Regions from separate parts of the Homo sapiens genome. Here region 2 is linked to region 1. Evidence: chromatin loops called from intact Hi-C (ENCODE). Cell type or tissue: Caco-2. All regions are shown on one strand. Each heading gives the region's core, and the rest is flanking DNA. Links, peaks and the distances in the headings are about the cores only. Region 1 overlaps LOC105369698 (a long non-coding RNA gene). Region 2 overlaps LOC124902897.

Region 1 (8,348 bases), core at 50-8,049:
AATCAAAAATTTATTTTTCAAAATGGTCATCTGAGAAAAGGTCACAAAATAAAACTCAGAAAAATTGTTATAAGAAATACAAAGATTACATCTCTGCAACCAAAGGTGAATTGTCCCTTAGGGAATTTATGTAATAAGTACAACTAGAATTATAACATATTTAAGGGATAAGGACAAAATATACTTTGTTACCAAGATACGTATAGCACGCATTTTAGACACTCAGCAAAGAGCTGTCATGAGTGGTCATTTCTTTTTCATTAGAAAAACAATTTAATCATATCATTTTACTTTTTACTGTGATGGAATGCAGAAAAAGGAAAGAAAGGGTCTACACCAACTCATCTCTGTCTCCTACTACCTATTACTAATGTTACTCAATTCCATTTCAGTAAATGTTTGGTGGCTTCTATATGCTGATCCCTTATTTTTGTGACTCTACTTCTCTGTCGTTGGCCAGGCATCCATTCTCCACCCTCTCAACCTCTCCCCATCTTGCCTTAACTACTCTCTAACTCTACTTTTGCAACCTGCTGTGCTTTCGCTCACTGCCTGTCTACTCCTTCCTTGCTACTTTTATAGCCATTTTTCTCATATCCACGGAAGACTAATGACCTTTGCTTTTAGCTGCTTCATCATGTTGGCATTTAAACACTAAAATGGTGTGATAGGCCTGCCACTGCGCAAGGGACCATGAGGACTGCCTTCATTTCTTCACTTTTTGTATCGTGTTTTTCAGTAATCATGTGGCCTCAGCTGACTTCGTAGGCATTTAGTTCACTACATTTTTGATAGACACATGAACTCAAAATATTCAGCTGGGGTTGATATGACCATTTTATGAAGAAAAGGAAGTTCGTAGACTTCTGGAATTTGTAAATAACATTTAGTCTCAACTGTGCCTTTGAAATTTTCAGCTGTAAGAAACGCTTTTGAAAATAGAAGACAAAAGTCCACCAGAGAGTTGCATTCCATTCTCTGGAGTTAAAAAAGTTCCACAATCTCAGTTGTAGGAAAAAAAAATGCTTATTTTTAGTGCTTTCTGTAATTTTCTGCTTGCAAAGAGACACATCTTTCATGACAGTGTCGTCATTTCATGGCCCTCAAAGTTTTCAATCAGTCTTGTTGACTTAAGCCTGGACTACCTAGGTTTAAGTGTATGACACACGATCAGATCAGTCATCTGGAAGCACTCTCTTTCTGCAGGTATCAACACCAAGTTACCTGCAGGAGGCAATTTTGCTTTGCTTTATAATAAAGATCTCAACATTAACTGATGCTTTGCTCTCTGAATCTCCTTTCACCTTTGATGGGAGCTGAGAGTCTCAGTAATCTCCAAAACATCTTTCTTGGGTGGATTTTTTAAATCGACAAGCCTTGATATGATTGTGCATGTTCTCATTTCTAACTTATTTTTAATGATAGAGATGAGCTGATAGCATATGTATGTGTTCTCCATTAGGCCAAGGAAATTAAGAGAGAATCTTATCCTCACTCCGTAGCCATGTAAAAATTAGTTTCCTTATTTTTTTGCCCCAGATGAATTCTGCATTGTTTTAATGAATTCATTCACAGTGTGAGGGCACACAGCATTGAAGAGACCTCAAGCAGTTTCACATTACAGACACTGACATAGCTTGCTAGAGATCTTCAAAGGCTTTTGTACTCTATTGCTTCATCATTTCTTGAGAAAATTATTTTTAGGCTGTCACACTCCCCCATTTCTTTTTTAAACAGCTACCAAAAAAAAAAAAAAAGGAATTAAGGGCAGAGGACGTGATCTGAACTATATCTGTTGTTTAAAAGATTAAATAATGTGTAACTGATACAGTATGCTGAAAAATAGATTTGCCTTATTTGTAAAATTACAGAAATTTTAATGTAAAATGAGGCAATTGAATTATCAGTGGTTTTCTAAATTTCTTTAGTAGTAGATACATCTTAATAAAAACCAAAATGTTATACAGGTGCCTAGTAAATAAAATGGAGGCTATACTAATTAAAATATAAGTTGGGGACTCTTAGAAATCTGCCTTCTCATCCCGCCTTTTGGCAATCTCTGGACACTTCTACGAACCTCTTAGACTAGACACTAAATGATCTTTGATATACATTTCCAAGACAAACACTATATGATTCTACTCAATTCAATTCAAAAAAATGTACTTGGGTGCCTAAAATATAACTGGAGATACAAAGATACATACAGTATCCTCCCTGCCTCAAGAAGCAACACACAATTCTGTTTTGAATACAGTGGCTCCTTGTACCCCCAACCCATTAGCATATTAAGCCCAAAAATAACCCACTGGTCTCTCTCCTGGAGAGTGTTATGGATCCCAGTGCCTGGTGCTGGTTACTACTCAATTAATTCTTACTGAGCAAACTTATTGAGCAAATGAAAGCATTTGAATTAAATAAGTGAGTTTCATGACTAAATAAAATAATGGGTAATATACTAAGAGTAAATGAAAATACAGTCCTAGGGAAATATTATATTCAATGCAATAGCTTAAAATAAATGTCATCCTTATAAACTGTTAAATCAAGTTTCTATATGGTTAAAAAAACATAATGAATGCCCTTCCTTGTCAGTTCCCCTACAACAAGCAGTGATCAGATACTTCAAAGGAAACCCTATCTTTTACTTAACTATGGAATAGTACTCCATGAGAGGAAATACCTGATTTCAACTGATGATTAGCATATGCCTTAAAAAATAGGGAAAAGGACTCTCAATGATTCTTAAATGTTAACTGTTTTTAATATCTTACTTGGGACTTTTAAGGCCTCTCAACCTCAGCTAATATCCTGTAACAAGAAATTCTCTAATATTGACAAAGCAAATAAGCAAATGTCTTGCATATTTTAAGTTGAGAGCTTAAGTATTTCTTTGCTCTTTTTTTCCCTTGTATTAGGAAGCTGCATTGCTTTCTTTCTACGGGAATAGTTTCACATAGCGACCTGTCCCAACACCTATGATTTGCATTGTGGACCAAAGGCCAGTGTGAAGACCAGAGCCACAGAAGAGCCCACCAGAAAGTGTGTGAGAATACTCAATGGTATGTTGAGGCAGTTTTCAAAAAAATCATTATTTTACATTCACTGGTTGCTGCCTTGTCCAGATAAACAATATCTCTGTCCTTTTGCCAAGTACACAAGTCATTTTTTGTTCTTTTAGGCTAAAAGGCCAATTTTAATAGAATTTTTTCATTTGGTTAATTCACTCTGGAAAGTAAGAATATAAATGACTTAAATGAAACTATATAGAAACTTACATTTAGAGAAATAAATGTTTATAAATGGCTCTTTTAACACAACTGAATATCTTTTGGGTATTTAATAGTTACTTATTATAAGGAGCATTAAAAGTTGGCCACAAGAGAAAGAGAAAAACTAACACTTTCATAGCTCTAGTCAATAAGCTTGGCTAGAGCTAACCCAAATGTTAGGTATATTGTACAGGATATGATAAATCCATTTAGAATCCACTTAAAGGATAGGATTTTGAAACAAAAAAAATTAATACAGTATGGTATATCCATCCACTTGATTGAATATAATAGTCATTTAAAAAGATCTTTATTAAAAAATTTGGAAAAAAGTATTTTTGCTAAAGGAAATTATTTCCACAAAGCCATTTTTATGTAGCTATGGTAAAACAGTTAATTTAAAATCACTCATTTAAACATCTTCAAGGATTTCCTGAATCAGACACTAATGACCCTGTCTATTCATCCTTCTCATCTACCACGATTAAAGGAGGTTTGACTTTAATTATTTGACTTGTATAGGTATACAAATAACCTCTGTATCCGGAAAATAAAATGTGTATAACTGTCTTCTGAAGCTGGGTTCTAAAAATATTATCACATCTGTCTTACAATCGAGTACTAAGAGAGCTATTTAAAATTTAAATGAGCATTTCCCCTAATTGAACTAAGAAACATAGCAAGGTCAGGCTTACTATCTAGTACATAGCCCTAAAAGAAAAATGGAAAAAGAGAAAGCTTAAAAAATACGGAGTTGCTGTCCTCTATATTTTTAAGGACAGAGGAAAATATATTGATTATTAGATAGAAAAACACATGTGTTAACTGACAGTAAAATAATATAACCTTCACAATTTTATGAGAGAAATCAGTGTTTAAGATGAAGATCATTCAAAATACAGCAATGTAGATCAATCAAAATGGTTTGAGAATACATCACACCATATACAAAAATGAACTCAAAATGAATCAAAGGCCAAAATGTAAGAGCTAAAAGTACACAACTTTTAGAAGAAAGCATAGGCATAAATCTTTATGACCTTGGATTAGGCAATTGTTTCTTAGACATAAGACCAAAAACACAGGTAACAAGGGAAAAAAAAGATGAATTAGACTTCATCAAAATTAAAAACTTCTGTGCTTCAAAGTAAACCATCAAGAAAGTGAAAAAACAACCCACAGAATGGGGGAAAGTATTTATAAATCATGTATCTGATAAGAAACTGGTATCCAGAATACATAAAGTACTTACACAACTCAACAATTTAAAAAAAATTTAAAAAGGAACAAAGGATTTCAATGGACATTTCTCCAAAGAAGTTGTACAAATAACCAATAAATAAAAAGATGCTCAACATCATTATTCATTAGTGAAATGCAAATGAAAACCTCAATGAGGTTCATACCCATTAGCATGGCTATAATCAGAGAGACAGACAATGACAAGTGTTGACAAGGATGTGGAGAAACTGGAATTCTCATACATTGCTGGTGGGAATATAAAATGATGTAGCCACTTTGGAAAACAGTTTGGCAGTTTCTCAAAAAAGTTAAACATAGTTACCATATAACTCAGTAATTCCACTCCTAGGTATCTACCCAAGATAAATAAAAATATGTCCACACAGAAAGTTGTACATTAAGGTTTATAGCACCATTATTCATAATTTTAAAAGTAAAAACAGCCCAAATGTCTATCAATTGAGTGAATAAACAAAATGTGGTTTATCCCTACAATAGAATATTTTTCAGCCATAAAAAGGAATGAAGTACTGATATGTATTATAACATGGATGAACCTTGAAAACATTATGCCAAATGAAAGAAGACAGACGCAAAAGGCCACATGTCATATGATTCTATTTAACTGAGGAATCCGGACTAGACAAACCCATAGAAATAGAAAGTAGATTGGTAGTTTCCAGGGGCCAGGACGGGGAGGGGAAATGAGACATGAATACTAATGAGTTTGGTGTTTCCTTTTGGAGTGATAAAAATTGTCTGTAATTAAGAAACTATAGGTGGTGGTTACACAACTTTGTGAAAATACTAAAAACTACCTAGTTGTACACTTTAAAAATGTGAATTTTATCATATATTAATTATACCTCAATTAACAAAAAATGCTTAGAGAAACTGATGACCTTTTCTTAAATGAGAAAAATTGACAAATAACTAATTTTTTTGCAAATATCACTTGTCTTGTCAGTCAGATGTTTCTTAAGTCCTACACCGTTGTCCTCATTGCCTGTGATCTCCATCCTGTTTTTCAAGCCACTGGCATCTTACTCTTCAGCAGAAAAGGATTATGGGAGGAAGAGGTTTAGGATGAGGAAAGGATGTCTATTTCTTCTTGTTGGTAATTTAAAAAATAATGATCATAATCTATAACTTTGATGATTTTTTTTTATCATGTTGAAAGAGCTGTGTCGAAATAGCTTCTTCAGCCAGGCACAGTGGCTCACGCCTGTAATTCCAGCACTTTGGGAGGCCAAGGTGGGCAGATCAACTGAGGTCGGGAGTTCAAGACTAGCCTGGCCAACATAGCGAAACCCCGTCTCTACTAAAAATACAAAACTTTGCTGGGCATGGTGGCACGTGCCTGTAATCCCAGCTACTTGGGAGTCTGAGGCAGGAGAATTGCTTGAGCCCGGGAGGTGGAGGTTGCAGTGAGGTGAGATCGCACCACTGCACTCCAGCCTGGGTGACAGAGTGGGACTCCATCTCAAAAATAAAAAAAAAATAAATAAAAATAAACATAAGTGTTGAAGATAGTTTTTTAAGTGTAAGGAAAATAATACCATGTGGAAACAAATCTACACAAAGGAATGAAGAGGGCTATCAGTAATGAATAGGTGTTTAAATGTAAAGAAAAAAACCTTTTTGTAGTAATAGAATTGTTCCATACCTTGATTGTGGTGAAGGTTATATTAGTATAAATATTTGGGGCTGGGCGTGGTGGCTCACGCCTGTAATCCCAGCACTTTGGGAGGCCGAGGCAGGTGGATCATGAGGTCAGGAGATCGAGACCATCCTGGTAAACACTGTGGAACCCTGTCTCTATTGAAAATACAAAAACATTAGGCGGGCGTGGTGGCGGGTGCCTGTAGTCCCAGCTACTCAGGAGGCTGAGGCAGGAGAATGGCGTGAACCCCGAGGGGCGCAGCTTGCAGTGAGCAGAGATCGTGCCACTGCACTCCAGCCTGGGTGACAGAGCAAGAATCTACCTCAAAAAAAAAAAAAAAATTGGTAAAACTCACCAAACTGTCAAGTAGGTGCTTAAATGCCTGTATTCCATTGGATGTAAGTGCTTTTCAAATCCTCTAGTGTCGTTACTCCTTGGATGTGTGATTGATCATTGATATGGATTTGATATTTGTCCTGCCCAAATCTCATGCTAAAATGGAATCCCCAGTGTTGGAGGTGGGCCTGTTAGGAGGTGTTTGGGTCATAGGAGTAGATCCTTCATGGCTTGGTTCTGTCCTCACAATGCAATAGTGAGTTCTTGAGGGATCTGGTTGTTTAAAATTCTGTGGCATCTTCCCCCTTCTCTTGCTCCTGCTCTTGCCATGTAATGTACCTGCTCCTACCTTGCCTTCCACCATGAGTAAAAGCTTCCTGGAGCCTCCCGAGAAACTGAGCAGATGCCGGCACCATGGCTATGTAGCCTGCAGAACTGTGAGCCAATAAAGCCTCTTTTCTTAATTGAAATACCTAATCTCTACTGTTTCTTTATAGCAATACAAAAACGGTCTAGCACAATCTTTTAAATTTCTGTCTCTTTTAGTGTACCTTCCATGCACCAAATTCTTCTCAGGAAAATGCTGGATCAATAATGTGAATTTTATTCTCCTATATCTAGTCAAATAAGCATAACTGAAGAAAAAATTACCATGCAGATGTGAACCACTACAAATATATTTTTCCAGCTTCAACTGGTTCCTCAGTGCTGTGCATGAATTCTTGATGTGTTCTTAGCTATGGTCTCTTCACCTCACTTATTGAGTGAATGAAAGCATTTGCTTTCATTCCTCTCATTTCAAATATGAGGGCTGATATTTGTGAGATTTCTCTCACTTTCTGAAGAACATCTTGCTTTGTTACTTACTTATAAAAGGGAAAGAATCTGTCATAAATTGGCCCAAATGTCCCCCCAACATATCAACAGATCTACATTCACCCATCCTTACCTCTTCTGTCCACTCTCAGAGGATGAGGTGCTCTGCTGTTCAAGGCCTGTCCCTCCATCTGTCCCCTTGACCCTGGCTTCCCATAACTTATCTGGGATTTCACTCCATCAGTTCTCTCACCCTCTCATTTTCAGCCCACCTCATTATTGGCCCTGCATTCAGCTAATCAATACGCTCAAATTATCTCCCATCCTAAAAATAAAACCAAAAGTCTCTTTCAGTTGGCTGCCATATTCTCTCTTCCAAATTTCTGTAAATTAAAAGTAGTCTGTGTTTCTCCCCCAAACGACTCTCTTTAATCTCTGGATCTTCTGACCCACCACTTTGCTGAAAATTTGGCCATAAATAACTCCCCTTCTTACAGTCTTTTTGGATATTTCCTATCCTTAGTGAATCATTGTGCTGTGCTTGATGCTTGTTGCCCCCTCTTCCCTTCTCCCTTGGTAACTGAGGTAACAGCAGGGGAAAAGTTTGCCCAAGGAGAATGTCGATTGAAAAGAGAAGAAGCCCAAAGGTGAAAACTTAGGTGAAGTGAACATTTTAAAAAGCAGGAGCCTATGATTGAAGAACTTTAAATTTAGAGGAAATGGTCAGATGACAAGAGAAAAACCAAGAGATGATGTCGTGGAAGCTAGAGGAGAAAAGGAGAGGGATCAATGTGCCCAGCAATTTCTTCAAGGCAATAGGCTGCGCAAGAGACTGGCAGTTAGGAGCCTCGTGCTCTTGGCTCACTTCATAGCCATCTAGTTCTGTGGCCTACCAGTTCTCATCCTTTGAATTCTTAGGTTAGACGAGAAGATACATGAGATCTCTAAATCTTCAGGTTTAAACGTAGATGTCTTTCACTACACCAGAGTAAATAGCTTATTCAATATTCATTTTATGA
Region 2 (8,348 bases), core at 97-8,096, 54 kb after region 1:
GGAAGGGATGAGAAACTGATAGAGAAATCTATGTGGACCTATGACTGAAGACCAGATAATAAGGGCACCTCAGCAGATGACGACATGGATAAATTGCAAAGAAGAGGAGCACGTGCCACTTTCATCCAAACATCCTGGCACTACACGATTCATCCAGATCATAACAACTGTCCAAGGCAAGTAAAAGTGACCCTGAATTGACTGAAAATATGCTTTTGCCTTTTGTCCAAATGAGGACTCAAATTCAATTTTATATAAATGAAGAAAGTTACATTAATTGAGGCTGAGTTTAGAGATTGAAATTTTGTCTAATATAGAGTTATTTTAAAATCAGCACAGGAAATCATGAGAACCTCAGATCCTGAATGCCACAAGCTTTACTGGGCTGATTTTTACAAAGGGTGAGAGAGATTTTGCTGCCATCTAAGCCTCTTGAGGCAGATCAACTGGACATTGCAGATTTAGAAGCAAAGAATCAGGAAATTAAAGAGACATTTACATTTTCTTTTAAAGAAATACTATAGCTTGAATTACCTTCTCAATAATGATCTCTCCTTCTCTGAAAGGTTATGCCACAATGACAGCAAGTTATTTCACAGGTTGAGGTATTCTGTTAAACCTTGAAGAATCTGCTTAGAATAGATTTGAGTTAGAAAGGGAAAAGTATATTAGAATGTTTATTATAGATATTTTCCATATGAGTCATACTAAAACTGCCATTCAGTTTATCCATGTGTGCTCTTATTCTATCTCCACTTCAACCTCCAGAGTAGCTTCTTGGTTCCTTCGGTTGTACTTTCTTATGCATCACAAGTCAATGTTATCAGAAAACATACATACTTGAGACTTACCGTTAAAAATGAAATCACATTTCTTTTCTGCAATCACTCCATTTTTCTACTCTCCTCCATCCCTATATCTCTCAAAAGAATGATTTACGTACATTTCTCTCCATTTGCTCACCTCCCATTTATACTTTAATTTTCTGCAATCTGATTTCTGCTCTAAGCACTTTCAATGGAAGGGCACTATTCCTGTGATGATGTCCGTGTCAATTCAATGGACATTTCTCTATCCTCAGTATTTGTTGTGTATTATCTTGGCATTACCTCTTTTCTTGGCATTTGAGACATCACTTTGATTTTCCTTGAAATTTACTAGCTGTTCCTTCCCATTCTCTTTGGCCAGTTGCTTCTCCTGTAATGAATCTCCAAATCTATTTGGATTAGAGCTGAAATCTAACTCAGGGCTGAAATGAAAAGGCTCTTATCTTCTCTGCATCACTTACTCAGATATCTCACCATTCCCATGGGTTTAAATACCATGTGAATTCTGATAACCCAAAAAGTTTCTTCCCATTTAGACCTTACTTCCAAGCCCCATACTCATACACAATATTGCTTATTTAAATCAGACATCTTGCAGACATTTGCAACTTAACAAATTCAACATGAAATTCTTGATTTTTTTCCTCAAAACTGTTTCCCCATCAGAAGCTCAGACTTCTTCTCAGTAAAAGGCACCACCAACCACTCAGTTGCTCAAATGAGAAATAGAAGTGTCATTCTGGTTTTTTTGTTTCCTCCTGCCCCATATCCATACGATAGAAAGTATTGTCAAATCTAGCTCCAAATATAGCTTTTGTTTGTTTTGTTTTGTCTTGTTTTTGAGAACACGGTCTCACTCTTGTCACCCAGGTTAGAGTGCAGTGGCGTGATCTTGGCTCACTGCAGCCTCAACCTCCTGGGTTCGAATAATCCTCTCACCTCAGACTCCTGAGTAGCAGGGACCACAGGTGTGTGCCACCATGTCCAGCTAATTTTTCTTTTTCTTTTTTTTTTTTTTTTTTTTTGTGGAGACATGGTTTTGACATCTTGCCCAGACTGGTCTCAGACTCCTGAGTACAAGCGATCTGTCTGCCTCGGCTTCCCAAAGTGCTGGGATTACAGGCATGAGGCACCATGACTGGCCTCCAAATATATCTGAATGAGATTGTTTTCCTTCATCTCTTCTTCCATTACTACCTTACACTAGTTCACCTTCATCTCATTGCACGGACTATTTTAAGTTCAGTTGATCTCACATCTTCCATTTTTACCTCTCACCAAGCCACGCTCAATATAGCAGCAATAATTATCTTGTTAAAATATAAATTTTGTCTAATGTCACTCTACCACTTTAGTGTCTTCCTGTAGCTCTCAGAATAAAATCTAAAGCCCTTATAATGATTTGTGAGGTCCTGTTCACCTTCCCAGTTTCAACTCATATGACCCCTGGGCTCTGCACCAACCACTCTAGTATCCGAGTTTTTTCCTCTTCCTGCAAATTTGTCAAATGACTGCTTCCTCTGCCTAGAATGCTGTCATCCTCTGAGCTTCAGGCTAAATATTAACTACTTAGCAATTTCCTTGCCTATCTCTCTATTTAAAGTAGGTCTCTTTATTTTCTTCATTAAGCTCCTATCCCTTAACTTTATAACATTTGCACTGATTATAACTATTTTATTTATTTGTCTGTTAATTTTTGGTATCTCTCTCTTTCACCAGAATATAAGTTCCAAGTCGTATAGAAGATAAATTGTGAACATCATGTTTCTCATTGTATTCCTGGAGTTTAGCACAGGGCCTAGTGCATAGTAGGTACCCAAAAGTAAATATTGATTGACTGATATTATCACAGTAGAAGTAGAGTTCTTATCCTCATGCCTTTGTACATGTATATGTATATGCGCCTGTAAGGGCAAAAGAGAAAAGTACATTAACACGTAATTATCTACACTCACACCCAATGAGTTAGTGGCTTGGCAGAAGTACTTTTCATATAAAAATAATACAGAGATAACATATATACAGAGATACTCTCACTTATCTACCTATGGGATTTGTTAAGGGATGATTTCCAAAGCTGACCTTTCTATCTATAAGACTGAAGAAGTGTTTAAAACCTTGCCAACCTTATCAAAGGGAATAATTAATCAGGACCTGATAATGTGCCATATTATAGTAGAAGCAAATTATATATTTGTTAATAGATCTTTATAGATCATGTTTTGAATGTTCATTTGAATTTTCTTTTTTCATTTGAAAATGACTTACTTCAAGTTTTGGGCCAGTGCTTAGAGGTTTACATATCTATTTGTGTGCTATATGAGAGTACGTGATCTTCTCTGATGATAAAATTTCCCAGCGCATCTTTTTCTCCATGATATTAGTTTCTTGTGAGTATGAAATTTATTCTAAATGACTTTCAGGCCACTTCTCACCATAACCAATGAAAAGGAAAATTATCTGTTGCCACCAGAAAACATATTTGCTTATATCCTGCATGGCCAGGTCTCTAGCACCCAGCATCCGCAGAGGGTCTCCCATCTCAATACTTATCCTGTTAGAGTTCTATGATGGTTAATTTTATGTATCAATTTGACTGAATCATGGTACTCAGGTATTTGGCCAAACATTATTCTACATGTTTCTGTGAAAGTGTTGTTTACATGAGATTAATATTTAAATCAGTAGACTTTCAGTAAAGCAGATCACCCTCCATAATGTGAGTTGGCCTCATTCAATCCATTGGGGGCCTTAATAGAAAAAGACTGGCCTCCCCTAAAGAAGAGGAAATTCAGCCAGCTGCCTCCCTTCATCACTTAAACTGCATCATTTCTTCCCTGGGTCTCCAGCTTGACGATCTACACTGCAGATTTTGGACTTGCCAAGCCTCCACAATAGTGTGAGCCAAAGTCTTAAAATACGTTTCTCTCTCTCTCTCTCTCTCTCTCTCTCTCTCTCTCTCTCTCTCTATATATATATATATATATATATATATATATATATATATATATATATATATATATATATGTATGTGTGTGTGTGTGTGTGTGTGTGTGTGTGTGTGTGTATGTATCCTATTGGTTCTGTTTCTCTGGGGAACTCTGACTAATACAGTTTCCATCACCAACCCATTTTCAATTTACTTCCCATTTTAAGAGTACCATAGAAGCCACCAACAAGACGGAGTCTCATTTTTCCTCCTTGAAACATTCACAAAGAATAAGAATAACTGTAATTTGGGTAAATGGAAGCACTCCGTTCTCTGTGGTGGAACACATTAGTCTCTATGACCTCAAGACTCACCCTAGTCACCCTTCGCACCAACTCAAAGGCATCAGATTCTGTAAATGATATTGTAACAAAGAGCTCAGCAATTTAAGTTCTCTGCTCTCCACTCCTTTATTGACCAGTCTTATTGACTTTGGCCAGGTCAAGAGCTTTTCATTGCTTTAGTTTCCCCATCTGTTTGTGTAATGCTTATTTCTCTGATATTTTGAACTCCTTCCATAAGCAGGTGCCCCAGAAGAGCAAGTGGGGCTATTGATCTGGTGCTACATGCGCAGGAAGGCTCCAGTTCACATGCCTGAACCCGTTACCCTGCTTTGTCACACATTAAAAGCCTGGAGATTACCAGAAGTATTTGGTTTGGGTTGTTCTTTGAAAGATATGACTGTACCCACAAATATGCACAGAATACTCATCAAGGACTCTTGAATCACAAAGGCAAGTCCTTCCCTCGTCTTGCCACAATCTTTGATGGTGATGAAGAATGTGTTTACTCAAGTTCACAAAAGAGAACTTGGTTTGCTCTGTTTTAGCAACAGATTAGGATTTTCAAAAGAAAAACTGGCAATATAGGTCATTTTTTTTTGAACAAGCTTTGAAGCCATGCTGAAATCTTATCAGGATGTCAAGATTTAAAAACTCCTACCTGTACATCTCTCTCCCTAGAACTCTTTTGTGCAGCTGCTGCCGCCTCCTTTGTTGAGTATGTGTGAACAGAAAAGTAGCATACACTCAGCTCAAGGCACCAGAAACCACTGTAAGCCATTTCTATCTCCTTATGGCCGATTGGGCAGGCAAATTCAAACCAAACATGAATTCCTAGGGATGTATTATAATATATACTATGTGATTAAATTGTGCTGGCTCACCTGCAATGGATTTGTACTTGCTCTCTCTCAGAGCCCCCATTTTTCCCACAGTAATCTTCCTAAAGGGAAAGCCTACTCACTGAGCTCTTTTTAAAAGGCGAGCAAATCTCAACACTGCAACCATTTAATGCCACAGACATGATTGTAAAGAGAGCACAACAAAATGAAGGTATTGTATTTTCATCATTCATCAACAGAAGACTTATTTGTAATATACCCCTTGCAGGCGGGTCTGGTGTGTATATTCATTTATTAGGATCACACATCACATTACCTCACGTACATAACCATTTAAGTCATGTCAAAAGTCAGCCAGCAAGTAAGCTGTGATGAAAAGATCCTCCAGAGAACAATTTGCTTCCCTTTTACTTTTCAACATCATAGCTTTGCCTCTTCTTGGTAATTTCTATATAAACCAACAAACAAACTCTGGTTTTTATAAAAACAACTCAGGGCATGTTGCATGCTTACATTTTAGGATGTTCGTAGAGTATGCTATCATATTTTAACCTCAGAGCCTTCTTTGAGCCAAACGGGATTCCTCCTAACCTCTCTACCTGTATCTAAACAAACTTCAGATGAGCACAGTCTGCAGATTGCTGACTTTCAGCATATCATCATCAACACAGCAAAACCAAAGATTCTCCAATAGAATCTTTCAAAACCAGAGAATCCAGAAAGACTCGGACAGCAGGACTGGTGGACCGTGAACTCAAGTTGCACCTCTGATCTAACTTAATGCTTACATATATTTTCAAGAGGAAAAACTTTGAGCACACATAGTATAAAAGTTACTTCCTGGTCCACACTGCAATACTTTTCTCCTACTCTCCCAGAAAGCTAGAGAAAACCTTTTTAACAAATAATACCCAGAAAAGACTTTCTGCAGAAGTACTATTTTCCCAGCTCAATGTCACAATTATTTAGTGTGTTGAGCACTATATGTCTTTTAATTTCCTATAATCCCTACCCATAGTATAATGTTGAATTCCATTTATTCTATTTTTAAAGAGATGAAGTCATCCAGGGTGGAAACTATGCCCTGATTGAAAGGACTTAAATGCTGCTATGTCTCAGACTGGGCTCTGGCACATGGAGAAGTATAAATTAAACTCTTCTGCAGACATTTGATCTCTTGCTATGAAAAGGGATATTGTGTTTCCTCTGTTTAACAGTATTCTCTGTCCACTGTGAAAAGAAGCCTGTTTGCTTAAAAAAGTGTGGCATATTTCTTCCACTATGAGTGGCATTGCAAATGAAATCACAGCACGCACCGAATATAGTTCCAATCGTCTATATGAATTGTACATCTGTCAAGAGAAGCCAATGTTGAAATTGTGGTCACTTAATATGAGATGAATAATTTAATAATATGATGACTGATCACAACCACATCTCTGGATGCTAAGACTGGCAGCTTTTGTTGAGTGCCCACCTGCAGACGGCACTGCGCAAAGCAAGTTAAACAGAAACAGTCTTGCCTTCTAATCCCAGTCCATCTTGCTGCACACCAGAGGCTGCCCACACACAAAGTTAGGATATCACTGTTACTGGTGGGACGTTATTCTGAAAGTGCATGCACATGTTTATCAGTTGGGCAGAAACATTTTCTTCCATTTCCTCCACAGGTCCTCTGTGCTTTATTAAGATCATAATAATTCTCTGTGAAAGAATAGAAACTCTGAAAAATCTATGACACTGTGTTAACATACTATTAAAATACTCGCAGTAAAACTTTCATTGGTATCTAGTATGTGGTAGGCACTGTGTTGGCTGAATGAACCAAGGCTATCATCTCTGAAGAAAAACTCAAGCAAAGGTTTTCAAACTCTGTCCTGCTCATTTACTGGAGGTGTTGCAGGAGTTACCATAACATCGTTTGTCATATAACATCAACTTTTTTGTTATCCTAAAGACTTGAACTCTCCTCGTCTACCACAGAGAGGCTGATAAATTAGGAAGGTGCTGATTTAGCTGACGAATCTGGTCAGAGCTGGGAAAACCCGGTAGACAACCCTCCCCCTACTCCGCAGCCGCTGCTGAAAACATAGCTGCTCCTAACTTGTTTCTATATTGGAAACTATATCGGGTTTTGGAAAAAAAGTGTTCAGCTGCCACAAAAAATAGCTTAAAAACCATTGCTGGAAAGCATATTTTTGTACCTTAAATGAGTTTCAATTTTTAATGGCTTATATTGAGACATAGTGTCAATGAGAAAGATTACATAGCAGTTGCCATAGACCCAAACGATGACTTTTATTGTCATAAGCAGGCAGTAGGTGTCTTTGGAATAAACAAATAATTTATTTTTCTTAACCAAAGTGCCAATAAATCTGTTTCACTTTGTAATGAAAGGAAAATATTATAGCCCGATCCACATTTTTTTACCCCAACCTAATCGGCAGTACTTACTTTAGTAAAATGATCTGGAGACCCAATAAAAAAATTTGGCACAGTTGCTTTTATATTGCCATCATTCCTTCTACTAAAATGGCTTGCAAAATTATAAAATGTATAACCCCAACCATCTCCTCATTATTTTGATGCTCAGTAAGCCCTATATTACAGTGTTCCATTTAAAGCTTAATAATATACAGTAAGTCGAAGAATGCTGTTTTACTCAATTTACTTAATCATTTTTGCAATGTTTCCCAAAGTCCCCTAAAGATCATGAACACCTGGAGTGCTTAGTAAAAATGGATTCCTGGGCCGTGAAACAGACTCTCTGCACCAAAATTTACAGGGAACAAGTCTGGTAATCTGCATACCTAGCAAGCACACAAGATGATATTTATCCTCATAGAAGTGGTGAAAACAACAGGGTAGAGGAAAATCGAGTCCAGACTCAACTGATATGCCAATTTCCTGTTCTACCCTATATGTAGTTCTCCCATTGTAGAATGATGATTCCACTGCAGAGGTTAAAAAGTTGGAATCTTGGCAAATGTACACAACTGTCCTGCCAACCCACATGGCTAGCTGAAGTGATCAGTTTGGGATCAGAAATTAAATATTTTACTTCTGAATGACATACCAGTTATGTTAAGAGAGTGTGTTTTTCCAATATATGTAACTGAAAGAGCATGTGATTCACTGAAATATCCCCTTACTCTTATTGCATTGTAAAGGGAAAATAACTATCAGAATATGGCAGCTGAGGTGAGAGAGGCCAGGTTGTGTTTATTTAGTTTCAAAAACTTTTCGTGCATAATTTTTCATTACCCCTATTCCTCTGGAGAATGCTTTTGAGTTTCCTTTAAACTCCTAAGGCTCTAAGGACACTAAGGATCTGGAGTTATCCCATATTATCCTTTCAGAAATCCCCAATAATATGATGGCTGTGAGTCTTCGTAGGTAACAAATGACT

What was found. A loop is a pair of places that touch in the nucleus more often than their neighbours do. Peaks named below come from ENCODE experiments on the same cell type or tissue, not always from the same donor. Only the 100,000 strongest peaks of a DNase experiment are listed, where the experiment ranks them.
Region 2: it touches region 1 in a loop (5-fold over the local background); 2 of 110 quality-filtered maps call a loop at or near these places.

What each region holds. Positions count from the first base shown.
Region 1 is chr12:24,696,340-24,704,687 of GRCh38, forward strand. The region is part of intron 1 of LOC105369698 (a long non-coding RNA gene); the gene reads right to left. It overlaps LOC124902897, which reads left to right and starts at 8,130. Exons shown (of 5, transcript XR_007063242.1): 1 at 8,130-8,348. In Caco-2, for the core only: no CTCF peak of the experiment used is centred there; no DNase peak of the experiment used is centred there.
Region 2 is chr12:24,750,638-24,758,985 of GRCh38, forward strand. All of the region lies in intron 1 of LOC124902897, which reads left to right. Among named protein-coding and RNA genes, the nearest start is that of BCAT1-AS1, 65 kb to the right of the region's middle. In Caco-2, for the core only: no CTCF peak of the experiment used is centred there; DNase peaks (open chromatin) are centred at 2,304, 4,404 and 4,804; H3K4me3 peaks cover 1,693 bases.